3 separate regions of the Homo sapiens genome follow, and regions 1 and 3 are each linked to region 2. The links are chromatin contacts, found by Hi-C or POLR2A ChIA-PET in ENCODE. All regions are on one chromosome and are shown on one strand. The core of a region is the stretch at or near the end of the contact, and the rest is flanking DNA. Distances in the headings are between cores, read along the strand shown. Region 1 has its middle 77 kb from the start of LINC02752. Region 2 has its middle 120 kb from the start of ZBED5-AS1. Region 3 overlaps LOC105379882 (a long non-coding RNA gene).

Evidence for each region. Hi-C counts contacts between places; a loop is a spot of excess contacts on that map. ChIA-PET counts read pairs that join two places held with the same protein, here RNA polymerase II (POLR2A). Pooled maps may share reads with other maps.
Region 1: a map of endothelial cell of hepatic sinusoid shows a loop between it and region 2 (5-fold over the local background). The contact joins two enhancer-like sites. A Hi-C loop is called at or near these places in 1 of 168 maps with a recorded cell type or tissue (endothelial cell of hepatic sinusoid). POLR2A ChIA-PET finds 5 or more read pairs at or near these places in 2 of 52 experiments (B cell and K562).
Region 3: a loop to region 2 is called in a map of B cell, with 2.2 times the contacts of the local background. The contact joins two enhancer-like sites. A Hi-C loop is called at or near these places in 4 of 168 maps with a recorded cell type or tissue (B cell, Caco-2 and dorsolateral prefrontal cortex), 1 of 37 single-sample maps with no recorded cell type and 1 of 50 pooled maps. POLR2A ChIA-PET finds 5 or more read pairs at or near these places in 4 of 52 experiments (B cell, CD8-positive, alpha-beta memory T cell, Caco-2 and 1 more).

Annotation. Positions count from the first base shown.
Region 1 is chr11:11,035,949-11,040,122 of GRCh38, forward strand. No RefSeq gene overlaps it. Among named protein-coding and RNA genes, the nearest start is that of LINC02752, 77 kb to the right of the region's middle. RefSeq lists enhancers at 895-1,395, 1,396-1,896. Within about 2 kb of position 2,628, at least 6 of the 41 ENCODE cell types and tissues checked have a DNase peak (open chromatin) inside an H3K27ac peak, as active enhancers do.
Region 2 is chr11:10,977,620-10,981,802 of GRCh38, forward strand. No RefSeq gene overlaps it. Among named protein-coding and RNA genes, the nearest start is that of ZBED5-AS1, 120 kb to the left of the region's middle. Within about 2 kb of position 2,057, at least 2 of the 41 ENCODE cell types and tissues checked have a DNase peak (open chromatin) inside an H3K27ac peak, as active enhancers do.
Region 3 is chr11:10,933,794-10,937,941 of GRCh38, forward strand. It overlaps LOC105379882 (a long non-coding RNA gene), which reads left to right. Exons shown (of 4, transcript XR_001748122.2): 3 at 1-517. Among named protein-coding and RNA genes, the nearest start is that of ZBED5-AS1, 78 kb to the left of the region's middle. RefSeq lists a silencer at 2,868-3,056. Within about 2 kb of position 1,468, at least 2 of the 41 ENCODE cell types and tissues checked have a DNase peak (open chromatin) inside an H3K27ac peak, as active enhancers do.

The DNA of each region.
Region 1 (4,174 bases), core at 1,378-3,877, 59 kb after region 2:
CTTAACCTTCTTAACCTTAACCTTAACCTTTGTGATGATGACATCACTGATACTGTGCTAATTAACTCAATTAGTAGAAACGGACAGTGTGAACTACTTTAAAAGAGAAGCATAGCTGGAGATAGGTTTTTTTTCAAAGTTTATTTTACAAGTAAAATATAGTGAATTTGATTACCTCAAAAACATAACAGAGAATCTCTTTTTCATGCCATTTCTCAGTAAGGTTTTTAGCTCTTCTCATTTAACTTTTTCTTTTCTTTATGAAGTCCTGAGATAAATGAGCCATTTCTGGAGGAACAATCCAGATGGCTTTTGCGGTCACCATCCTGGAGTATGAATTGAGGAGGAAGGCGTTCTTTTCAAAATGAGCCACAAGCAAAACTCCTCCTGGTTGGTCATCCATTCTCTGCCCTGACATGTTGTGTGCAGAAACCCATGTGACAGCATGAGTGTGTTGTGTGGATATGTGCTTCCCAGGACAGGATTATGTACAGGGGAGTTGTACAGACATGGAGTGTACAGATACATTGTAGAGACAAATGTTAAAGAGACATACAGTGTACAGAAATTGGATTGTAGAGATATGAACTTCACATACAGGAGTTACAAAAGCATGGTATGCAGATTGGATTATTGAGATGCAGGTTGTCTAGACACTGGCCCTGAAGGCATAGGTTGTGTAGACACAGCCTGGGACCAAGCTCTTTGGTCCTGGCCTTAAAGCAGGGTGTGCAGCATGAGCCCAGTGATGGTTGCCTGGCTATGTGCCAGAAGTGGGACTCTGATGTCTGTGCAGAGGGTGAGGGCAGGACGGTATATTCTGCCACTCTACTTTGAGCACTGGCTTTGAAGCTTTCCCTCCAATGCCATTCCCACCCCCAAGGGACTCAGGAAATGACTTCTGTCTTTTCTTTGATAGAACAAAGAAAGAGAGAGTTCTAATAGATGAGAGAGAGAGAAAGAGAGAGAGAGAGAGAGAGAGAAAGAGAGAACACCAGATTCAGACACAGAAGGTTCTCAAGGATGACCATGGTGAAGTCTGGGCTTCAGCAGGTCTTACAGACCACCAGGGGTCAGTCTTGGGTTCTACAAGAGGAAACCAGGAGGTATTTGCTCAGCACTGGTTCTCACCTGAGGACCATTCAGAGGAATTTATTCCACTTTAATATACTATGGTGTTAGCAGCTTTGAAATTCTTTACCGCCAAGGGGGCCTTAAAGCCAATGAAGCAGGAGTCTCAGGAATGACCCGTATGTCAGGCCTGCTTGTTTATAATCCTCAGGACCACAATAAAAGGCAAGTTTAATCGCCTGGTGATTCGGGACTTGGGGGCCCAAGTGTGCTAACCCACCCGTCAGGCCCAGGGGTCTGCCTGAGCTTGGGAGGGAGGGAGTTTGGGGCTGGGCCTGGTTGGGAAGCCTCAGGCCTGGGCTAGGTCCAGGGCTGGGCTGGGCTGAGGCTGGGGCTGGAGGGGGCTTCAAGTGAACTTTGGTTCTGAGGTCACTGGTTTTCCTGTTGTAGTAACTGACTTCACAGACTCTGTCAGGATGAAGGAAGACACAATGCTGCCAGTACAGCTGCTTCTACAGGAAGCCCCATCCCTGATAGCTAAGGCTAGACTCAGCTTGGTACTTAGTGATAAAAACAAGAACACTACCACAGCTATTGCACATTTACTATGTGCCTGGCACCACTGTAAGCACTTTTGTGCTTCTTTAATCCTCATAAGAATCCTAGGAGGTAAGTACTAGTATTATCCCCATGGACAGATGAGGGAAGTAAGGTTTAAATAACCTAAGTAACTTGCCTCAGGTCACTCAGCTGGTAAATGCCACAGCTGGGGTGAACCCAGGCACTCTGGCTCCTTAGCCATGCTCACAACCCACACTACTAGATAATACTGCAACGTTAAGAGCCTTTGGAGAGTCTATATGTCAGCCCTCTTGTGGCAGATGAGGAAACTGAGGCCCAGACCCAGGTCACATAGCTGGTGAGTGGTAGAGTTTGAACCCAGACCCAGGTCTCTGGCTCCCAGCTTAGAGCTCTTGTCACAATACCATGCAGCCACCATTTGCACCAAACCAAGTTGCAAGACATTTTAGCTAAAATGCAAGCTTTGGGTCAAGGAATTGGAAAGGGCCAGAATTATCCTACGGTCTCCCGGCCTCATGGGGTTGAATGCTTCATAACTAAGCCCAGGCACTATCAGCTTGTCAGAGGGTAGGGGCCAAGGACATGGCCCCTCCAGCTGCAGACAAACTGCTGGGCAGGATCCAGGCTGGGGTCAGCTAATAGCCCCTACACTTCCACCCCCATTTCCAGGCCAGGGGGACACATCCTGGACAAGCGAGAAAACCTGGCAGAAAGAAACAGAGAATTTTTCTTCCTTCAGGCAAACAGGCTCCTCTCAGATCAGAAACTGTGACAGGGTTTTCATGGGAGGTACAGGCTGTGATAGGAACAGAGAGCTCTGGTATAAGCAGCTCTGAGAGAAGGAGTAAATCATCTCCTGAAATGTTCTGGGCAGCTGCTCACTCACTAACAAAAATACCCTGCTTGGCACAGCTCTGGTCACTCAAAAACTACTCCAGGGACCTGGCAATTTTCAAGGTGTGGCTCTGCTCTTGAGGAAGGCAAAAGGAACTGTTGGGAGAAGAGTGCAGTGTGTGCCAGGCCCTCAGAGCGGGGATGCAGGGGAGCCCAGAGGAACTCTGAGCAGGGCTAGGGGTAGAAAATAGCAGTGCAGAGCTCAATGGTGCCTGCGCCTCCCAGCTCCCCAGCAACCTGCGCTTGTGCCTAGCTCAGCAGGTGTTTGTTGAGTGGAACTGAAATCAATAATGAGAAAATCCTGAATGAAGGCTCCAAACAACAAATTGCTCAAGTGTAGGACGAGGAAAGCTGGCTTAGCAGAGGCCAGGGTGCAAAGCTCTGGGGAGCTTTAGCTGAGTGAACACTCATTATGAGCCAGCTATGTGTTGTGGCTGTCAGCAAAGCTAATGAATCTATCCTAAATTGTGCTACCGTCAGCTTCGATTCCAGATCAAAGGGGAAGATAATCCCTGCAGGCTTTGCTTTGGTCAGCCCATCAGTCCAGATCTGAAAATCCATGTCCACTTCTGGGCCTCACATGTTTAAGGGGATTTGGGCAAATTGGAACATATTCAGAGAAGAAAGATGCAAAGATATGAAGCCATGTCATGCTGACTGATGCAGGACTGGGACTATTTGGGCTGCGAAACATTGGTCTGGAAGCAGGGAAGAGGAGGGGAGCTGGCGGTTGTTTTTGAAACTGTGAAGGGCTCTTGTGGGAAGGGAGAATTAGGTATTCTGATTTGTACCAGAGGCAGCAAAGAGTTAAATAAGAAGCAGGAGATTTGGAGCCAGACAGATGTGGGTTCATGTGCTGGCTCCTTCTCATTTTACCAGGTGACAATGGTCAAGCCACATGACCTCCTCAAGCTTCAGTACTAAATCAGTGAGATGGAAACAGAAATGCTTATTGCTCAGCACTGTCGGGATTATACACCCAGCACAACACCTTCCCCATAGTGGCTACCCAAAGACCTTTTCCCTTTCCGTCCAGAAGACAGAAGCTTCCCAAAGGAGTACCATGGCAGGAGGAAGGGCAAACTTCCTCACAGTCATGGCTGGCTTCAAAAGCCAACTTGCTTTTTATGTTGCTTTGTTTATGTTTTTCTCCTAGAAGAATGCTTACTTTTTATTCCCTTTCCTTTTGGCCTGTGTTATCATAGTTTCTAATATAAATTATTGAGTCACTTTGCATTTTTTAAAAATGAGAAACAGAACACACAAGTACAAGGCATCTAGCCCTAACAATTGTTTATTTTCAACCAGGGGCTGCTTGTCTCTTTGGTTAGCGCTGAAGAGGCTCTTTTAAGTCTGAAAATGGACTTCTCATTCTGGGGCTGGATGACTCACCCGAGCTTAATGTCCCTAGATGGGGTCCCCATCCCATCCCCAAAGCCTCTGTCCTAAGTTCTGCAAAGGGTTAGAGGCCAATGTCTCTGTCCTAACCCCCACCAAGACAGCTAACCTGGGGTGAAAGATAACTCAGGGGAATTATTAGAACATGTCTGGCTGCTTCTGTAAATGTATGAATAGAAGCCCATTGTCCCTATCATTCCTGACTTCTGTTGGGCCAGGCCTCAGTTAG
Region 2 (4,183 bases), core at 807-3,306:
AGATTACAGAGCCCAGAAATAAGGCTGCACACCTACGATCATCTGATCTTCAATAAAGATGACAAAAACAGGTACTGGGGAAAGGACTCCCTATTCAGTAACTGGTGCTGGGATAACTGGCTAGCCATATGCAGAAGGTTGAAACTGGACCCCTTTCTTACACTATATATAAAAATCGACTCAAGATGGATTAAATACTTAAATGTAAAGCCCCAAACTATAAAAATCCTGGAAGACAACCTAGGCAATACCATTGTGGACCCAGGAATGGGCAAAGATTTCATGACGAAGACTCCAAAAGCAATCTCAACAAAAGCAAAACTTCAAAACTGGGATCTAAGTAAACTTAAGAGCTTCTTCATGGCAAAATAAACTATCAAAAGAGTAAATAGACAACCTACAAAATGGAAGAAAATATTTGCAACCTATGCATCTGGCAAAGGCCTAATATCCAGCATCTATAAGGAACTTAAACAAATTTATGAGAAAACAACAAACCACCTCATTAAAATGTAGGCAAAGGACATGAACAGACACTTTTCAAAAGAAGATACACATGTGGCCAACAAGCATATGAAAAAAAAGCTAAGTATCACTGATAATTAGATAAATGCAAATAAAAATTATAATGAAATACCATCTCACACCAGTTAGAATGGCTATTATTAAAAAGTCAAAAAATAACAGATGCTGATGAGGTTGCGGAGAAAAGGGAACATTTATACACTGCTTGTGGGTGTATAAGTTAGTTCAACTATTGTAAAAAGCAGCATCTCAGTTCCTCAAAGAGCTAAAAAACAGAACTACCATTTGATCCAGCAATTGCATTATAGGGTATATACCCAAAGGAATATAAATCATTCTACCACAAAGACACATACATTCATATGTTCACTGCAGCACTGTTCACAATAGCAAAGACATGGACTCAATCTAAATGACCATCAATGACAGATTGGATAAAGAAAATGTGGTACATATACACCATGGAACACTATGTGGCCATAAGAAAGAACAAGATCACGTCTTTTGCAAGAACATGGATGGAACTGGAGGCCATTTTCCTTAGCAAACTAACACAGAAAACCAAATACCACATGTTCTCACTTACAAGTGGGAGCTAAATGATGAGAACTCATGGACACACAGAAGGGAACAACAGACACCTGGGTATACTTGAGGGTAGAGGCAGGGAGGAGGAAGAGGATCAGAAAAATAGGCATCTATTGGGTACTAGGCTTAGTAACTGGGTGATGAAATAATGTGTGCAACAAACCACCATGACATGAAGTTGTATAACAAACCTGCTTATGTACCTCAGAACCTAAAATAAAAGTAAAAAAAAAAAGTTTAAATTTTTTGTCAGAATTATACATGCACATAGTTTAAAGACTAAATCAGTCCTACCAGGTTTACTTAATACAAAAACAGCCCCTAGCCACCTCACCTATTTCCCCTTCCACGGAAGCAACCACTTTCACCTTTTCTAGTTATATTTTGATCCTTACCACCTTACCTTCAACAATATATCTGTATTGATGCTTCCTGATTTTTCGTTTGTTTCAGGCATCATGTATTGACCTCTCACTATGGAAATTGAGGATTTAGCTCTGTTTTTTTCCTCTTGTCCCACCAAACACATGCACCCTTCCCATTTTCCCATCCTCTCAATAACATAATTGTAGTTTTGGTTAGATCAATATTCAATGTTTAAAATATTATGGCCATGTATGCTGTTCAGGTCTGAGCCATTATAGTAAATAACTTTTTGGTTTCTCTGGACTTAATTGCCTTTTGTTCATGTGTATGTTGGCTATTTCATGTACTTATCATCAATTTGGCCCCAAACTCTCCAAAGATTGTCTAAATTTCCTTTCATTCACATCAGATATCCTTTCAATTCATCTTCTTAAAGTAGTTTTTTCCATAGCTTTCTGAACTGCTGGTTGGTTTCCCTAGTTGGTACGAAGCTATTATCCTGAGACATTCTTTCATCATCAATTTAGGGATTCCCTTTGCCTCTCTCCCCTGTGGTACTCTTATTTCTTGTATTCTATTCTTCCTCTTTTTTGGTTTAACCTCGAATTTGGGTGGAGCACATCCTCAGTAGCTTCTTGAGAAAGGGGAAGTGGGAGATACATTTTTTGAGACCTTGCCTATCTGAAAATTTATGTTTGGACTTTCACTCTTGATTGATAGTTTGGCTAAGATTTTTTAGACTACATATTTGTTATATACGACCTATTTTTTTTTCCCTCTGGAAATGTGTAGGGTCTTTGTGTTTTGAAAGTTCACAATGATGTGCTTTGGTTTGGGTATTTTTAATTATTTTGCAGGGCACTCCCTTTCAGTCTGGAAACTCATTGCCTATACATCTGGGAAGACTTTAATTGGTATTAGAGGGTCTTCTGTTTCTGGAATTCCTATTGTGGAGATATTGGAGCTACTGAATTGGCTCTTTAATTATCTTACCTTATATTCTTCCTTTTCCATCAGTCTGGGTAGTTTCCTTAGCTCCTCAGTCCTTCTGTTGAGTTTCTCATTTTCACTCTTATATTTTTAATTTCCTAGAGCTTCTCCTTGTTCTTTGAAGGTCCCACTCCCCTTTTATAGCATCCTATTCTTGTTTCATAGATATAATGTATTCTTTTAGTTCTGTGAGCATATTAAAGTTATTTTATTTTATTTTTTTTTAGACGGAGTCTAGCTCTGTCACCCAGACTGCAGTGCAGTGGCGCAATCTCGGCTCACTGCAAGCTCCGCCTCCCGGGTTCACGCCATTCTCCTGCCTCTGCCCCCGGAGTAGCTGGGACTGCAGGCGCCCGCCACCACGCCCGGCTATTTTTTTTGTATTTTTAGTAGAGACGGGGTTTCACTGTGTTAGCCAGGATGGTCTCGGACCTCGTGATCCGCCCGTCTTGGCCTCCCAAAGTGCTGGGATTGCAGGCCGTGAGCCACCGCGCCCGGCTAAAGTAATTTTTTAATGTTTTCCTTCTTGTATGGCCTGTTTCCTCCCCACTCCCGCCCCCTGTCCCATTTCTTTTGGTTTCTGTCCTTCATGCTGGAGACTTTCCTAAGCTGCTTGGTAATTCTTAGATATCTACTCATGCTTAGGAGCCGGGGACTAAAAATCTGTAGAGGATGTTTATACACCGGAAACTTTTCTGTAGGGTTATCCAGCTATGCCATTTGCTAGGGAAAACCCCAATGTCAATTTTCAAAAAATCTTTTCTCTTGAACCAGCCAGATACCTTTCATAGACCCTACCACTCTGCTGCCTGGAAGGCAAAGGCCTGGTTGCTGATGTTCTAGGAGCCCGGTGCAGGTAGCAAGATGAGAGTCTCAACACTTCATATGTGTATGTTCACTTAATTTAATGTGGTATCTTGGCCTTCAACTGGTTCTGTTGTTCTTCAGTCCAGACACCCTTTATTTTGTGCTCTACAGAGAATAAACCTCCTGTATTCTTGAGAATGGGGCAGGGTAGTCACCTGCGGGCATAGAGGCACGGAAAGAAGCTCTAATTGCTTCTTAAATAATTCTTGACCAATCTAACTTGTTTTACCTTCTCCATCCTCGGATCCAGAGGCATCAGTGCCGCTCATCTCCATGCCTATTATATTGTGTTAATTCTCAGCTTTCTCCACTGTCGGGTTAAGATTGACCGTCTACAGCTCTACCAAGTCAGTGACCATTTAACCAATTGCTTACCATTTCTCCAAATTTTGTTGTTGTGGTCTCTTCTCTATGTTCCCTGTCCTTGTTGTTCTTGTTTCTTATGAGGTTTCTGACCCTGGGTAGCTAGCTCTTGCTCTCCTGTGACTGCTTTCCCTCTTCCCACCACTGCCTGCTCTCTCGTGTCATCACAGTGAGGTCTGGGGCAGGCCATAGCACCTTCAACAACTTGGCACAGGGAGTTTTACCCAATTGCAGTGGGACTGTCTATGGAAGTGATCAAGAGCCATTTTGGGTACCAAAGCCAGCTCAGAGATTAAACAGAGGAAAAAGAGATGATTTCTGTCAACAGATTAAGAGAGGCCATCTGGGAGGAAGTGGTGTGTGAACCAGGTCCTGAGAAGACCATTCATGTTTCAGTTCAATTAAATTCAAATTCACGTGTTCTGTGAATAAGCAGGCATTGGATTGGGATAGGAAGTTGCTATAGCATAGGGATTTTAAATAG
Region 3 (4,148 bases), core at 218-2,717, 44 kb before region 2:
ATTCTCAAAAATACCCTAAACATCATGTTTCACGGTCTTTACAAAAACACCACCACAGAAACAACAGAAGCCTCCGGGCCTGAGGTGTCATACTGGGTATGGCCACATGGTGTCCCTCCAGCTCAGTCTAAACCTTCCAGACTACAGTCTTCCAACAGTCTCCGCTTCGCCCAGCAGCCGGGGCTAGTCCGAGCCGAGCGAACCCTAAGCTACGGGAACCAGCTTCTTGGTGCTGTCCCAAGAGTGGAGAGGAGACAGATGAACGTTTCTCAGGCTAGAGGAAGGCGGTTTATTTGCTTCCAAGGGTTCCAGTAGACAGTTCTGACACGAAATTTCGTTGTGGAGGGAACTTTTAAGACTGTGTGAAGGGAGGGAATGGGAAGGGTTTAGATTTGCATAGTAGGTGGGCAGCTTTGTGGCGGTTGGGAGGAGGTTTGGATGACTTGAGAGAGACCAGGAAAAAAGCTGGAGTCCGGACTGAGGAACGGAAGGATACGGAGTTTTTTTGTAGGCGAGGGTAAGGGGCAGCAATGGGGTTGGAAGGAGGGGTTGGGGATGTGTTTGCACAGCAAGCATACTATTTATATCACACATCCATAAGAAAAAAGTTGTAAAGAGGCCCTTCCCCGTCAGTATTTTACTTCGGTTTTCTTGCCAATCCGGCCCCAAACTCGGAGGTTTTTTTTTTTTTTTTTTTTTTTTTTTTTTATGCCAGTCTGGCCCCAAACTCTAGCCGTTCACCTACATACTGGGAAACTGTTATGTTTTCGGTTTGATAGCAGACAGGCAAACTTTTTAGCAGCATTTGGATTTCCTGTAGGACGGTGGTTCTCAAACTGGTGCGCATGAGTGTCACCTGGAGGGCTTGTTAGAGCAGATGGCTGGGCTCCACCCCAGAGCTCCTCTTTCAGTAGGTGTTGGGTGGAGCCTGAGAATGTGCATTTTAATAATGTTCTCAGATGGTGCTGATACTGCTGGTCTGGAGAACCAACAATGTAAAGGAATTCATTTCCTAACAGGTTCTGCCAATGTTCTCTCCACCTTAAAAACCAAAAGCCAAAGAACCCCAATTCTCCCCCTGGATGATGGGTATTTGCGATTGCAGGCACTTTAAAAAGTGGTAGAACTCACCTTCTGGTTTTAGTTTAATTTTTTGTTTGTTCTAACCACTGTCATTCAACACATAATGGTTTTAGATATTTATTGTTAGCTTTTGCCTGTTTAGAATTTTTGATCTTGTTGCTATGGATGGTGTTTGCTATAAAAACCTTGATGGCTGGGGAGTGGAGTGTTCCAAAGGAAAATGCTCTTATATTCAAGTCAGTTCCTCTGCTCTTATCTGTACACCACACTGTAATCCCTAGGAAGGAGACTCTAGAGGAAAAGGGGAAGGCGGGAAGGCTCAACAGCTGGGACTGCCATAGGTTCAACCAGTCCACAGCCCTAGAGGGGTGCATGCACACAGTGGAGCTGTCTCTTCTCCTCTTAAGGGGCAGCTCTGGGCTTTGGGGTACCTGAGTCTACAGTAGGAGGGAAACGAGAACTGGTCTCAGCTCCTACAGGTACTTTGGACTTTACCTCCTCGGGTCTTATATTAGTTTCCTATTGCTGTTGTAACAAACTACCATAAATGTCATGGCTTAAAACAACTGAAGTTTATTAGCTTACAGTTCTAGACGTCAAAGTCTGAAATGGGTCTTGTTGGGGCTAAAATCGAACGCTGTGTTCCTTCTGGGGGCTCTAGGGGAGAACCCGCTCTTTGTCTTTTCCAACTTTGTTTTGTTTTGAGACAGGGTCTCCCCCTGTTGCCTGGGCCAGAGTGCGGTGGTGCAATATAGCTCACTGCAACCTTGAACTCCTGGGCTCAAGCACTTCTCCTGCCTCAGCCTCCTATGTAGCTAGGACTATAGGCACACGCCACTATATCTGGCTAATTTTGTTTTTTATTTTTCGTGGAGATAGGGTCTTGCTGTGTTGCCCAGGCTGGCCTCAAACTCCTGGCCTCAAGCAATCCTCCCGCCTCAGCTGGGATTACAGGCACAAGCCACTGTGCCCAGCCCATTTCCAACTTTTAGAGATTGCTTGCATTCCTTGGCTCCTGGACACATTACCCTGATTTCTGCTTCTATCACCACCTCTCCTTTTCTGACTCTGAGCCTCCGGTCTTTCTTTTAAAAGGGCCCTTGTAATTACACTGGGCCCATTTGGATAGTCCAGGATACTCTCCCCATTTTAACTTAATTCCATCTGCAAAGTCCCTTTGCCACATAAGGTAACATGTTCATAAGGTCTGGGGATCAGGATGTGGACTTCTTTGCAGGGGGTGAACTGTAATACTCATTTATAAAGTATACTCATAAAGAATTGAAAATACAGTTCAGACAATAGAAGAGAAACATAATAAACATTTCCTTCCATTTAAAAAATAGTTTTTACATAGTTATACTGTATATACAACTTGAGATCCTGGTATTTCAATTAAATATTGTGTCTAAATATATTCTAAATTATATAAAATGTGCTAAATTATACTAAATATAGTCTATATTAATATACACAGCGAACATTTTTACTGACTACATAGTTGAGTGACTATACCATATTTTACCTAAGCCTTCCCATAATTTTGGAAATGTAAATCATTTTAATTTTTAAATATAAATAACTCTATGATAAATACTTTTGCTCGTAAGGATTTTTATGTTTGTAAGTTTTTCCTTGGGATAGGCTCCTGGATGTGGAGTCACTGGATCAAAGGCTTTTACACAAAATGTTTTTCAAAGGGTTTATATTAATTTTCAGAACCACCAAGTTCTGAGAATTAGGATGTGAATATCTTTGGTGTCATTATTCTGCCTACCACAGGCCTCAAGTTTCTCCTTGGTAGAATGGTAATATAATCACTATTCCCCAGGCAGCTGAGAAGATTAAAGGCACTCATATCTCTGAAGAAAGCTTGGTAAGCAGTGAAGACCTGCACATGTGGTAGTTATTGCTCTCGTGACCTGAGCTTACCTGGTGGGCAGGTTGGGAAAGGGGCTCATGCCCATGACTCAGTTATACCACACTACAGCCCTGATACTTGAGAGACAGTGTGTGTGCGTGTGTGTGTGTGTGCTTGTGCATAGGGTATGGGGTGGGAACAGTTTTCTAAGCAGCAGCCACTTGCTTACAGAAAGGCCCAGCAAACCTATGGAAAACTGTCTGGAACTGTGGTTCACCACCCTCACTGTGCATCAGAATTACTCCATGAGTTTTTAAGAAGCACAGGTTCCCTGAGTTCCATACCCGAGTGATTCTGGTTCAGTTAGTCCAGGTGGAGCTCAGTCTTCATGTTTTACCAAAGTTCCCCAGGTGATTGTGATGCAATAGAGATTAAAAAAACTCTGACCTAGGCCATCTATGGGAAGCCTGGGGAACAAAACCTGGGAAAAGCTGGAATGGGTTCATGGCAAACGCAAGACGTATAGATGGCTTTAAGAGGCAACAAGGGCTATTACCCCTCCCTGTCTCTCAGCTCTGTGGCCCAACTATTAACCCAGAAAAATTACCCAGTGGATGCTGGTTGAGGAGCTCTGGCTTTAACAAGACAGTTAAGAGCTTTTGTTTTGTGCCAACAGATGTTGCTTTCCTCAGTCAATAAGGAGGCCAAGACAGGCCTCTGAGCAGCACGTTCCTGGAGCAGTCCAAGCTCTGCAAGGGGAAGTGCTCCTTTGACATCCCCTTCTGTTTCACTGGGGAGTAGAGAGGGTGCAAGCAGAGGCCTCCCTGACTGGCATGTTCCCTGCCCACAACCTCCCAGTGAGGAGGAGGGCAATAATCAGTCTCCCAGGGCAAAAGCAGGAAACTCTCATTAGTTGGGGACAAGTGAATGAGGCAGTGAGGGCACCTTTTCTCAGATGTGGTGTTTTTCCAGGATGGTTATTAAGAGAAGCTGCCTCCTTTGACCTGGAAAAAGAGGCCACTTGCAATCTGAGTTTTCAGTTTCAAGATGTGGAAGCATTGCCACTGGGGGCTGCATGGAATTTTAACTGCCAAATTAAGAGGCGTTAAGATTGACTTTGGGTTCTGTCGTGTAGACAATACTCACGTCACCCAGAAGCCCTACTCATTTCTGTATAAGAGTAATGAGATACATACATACATAT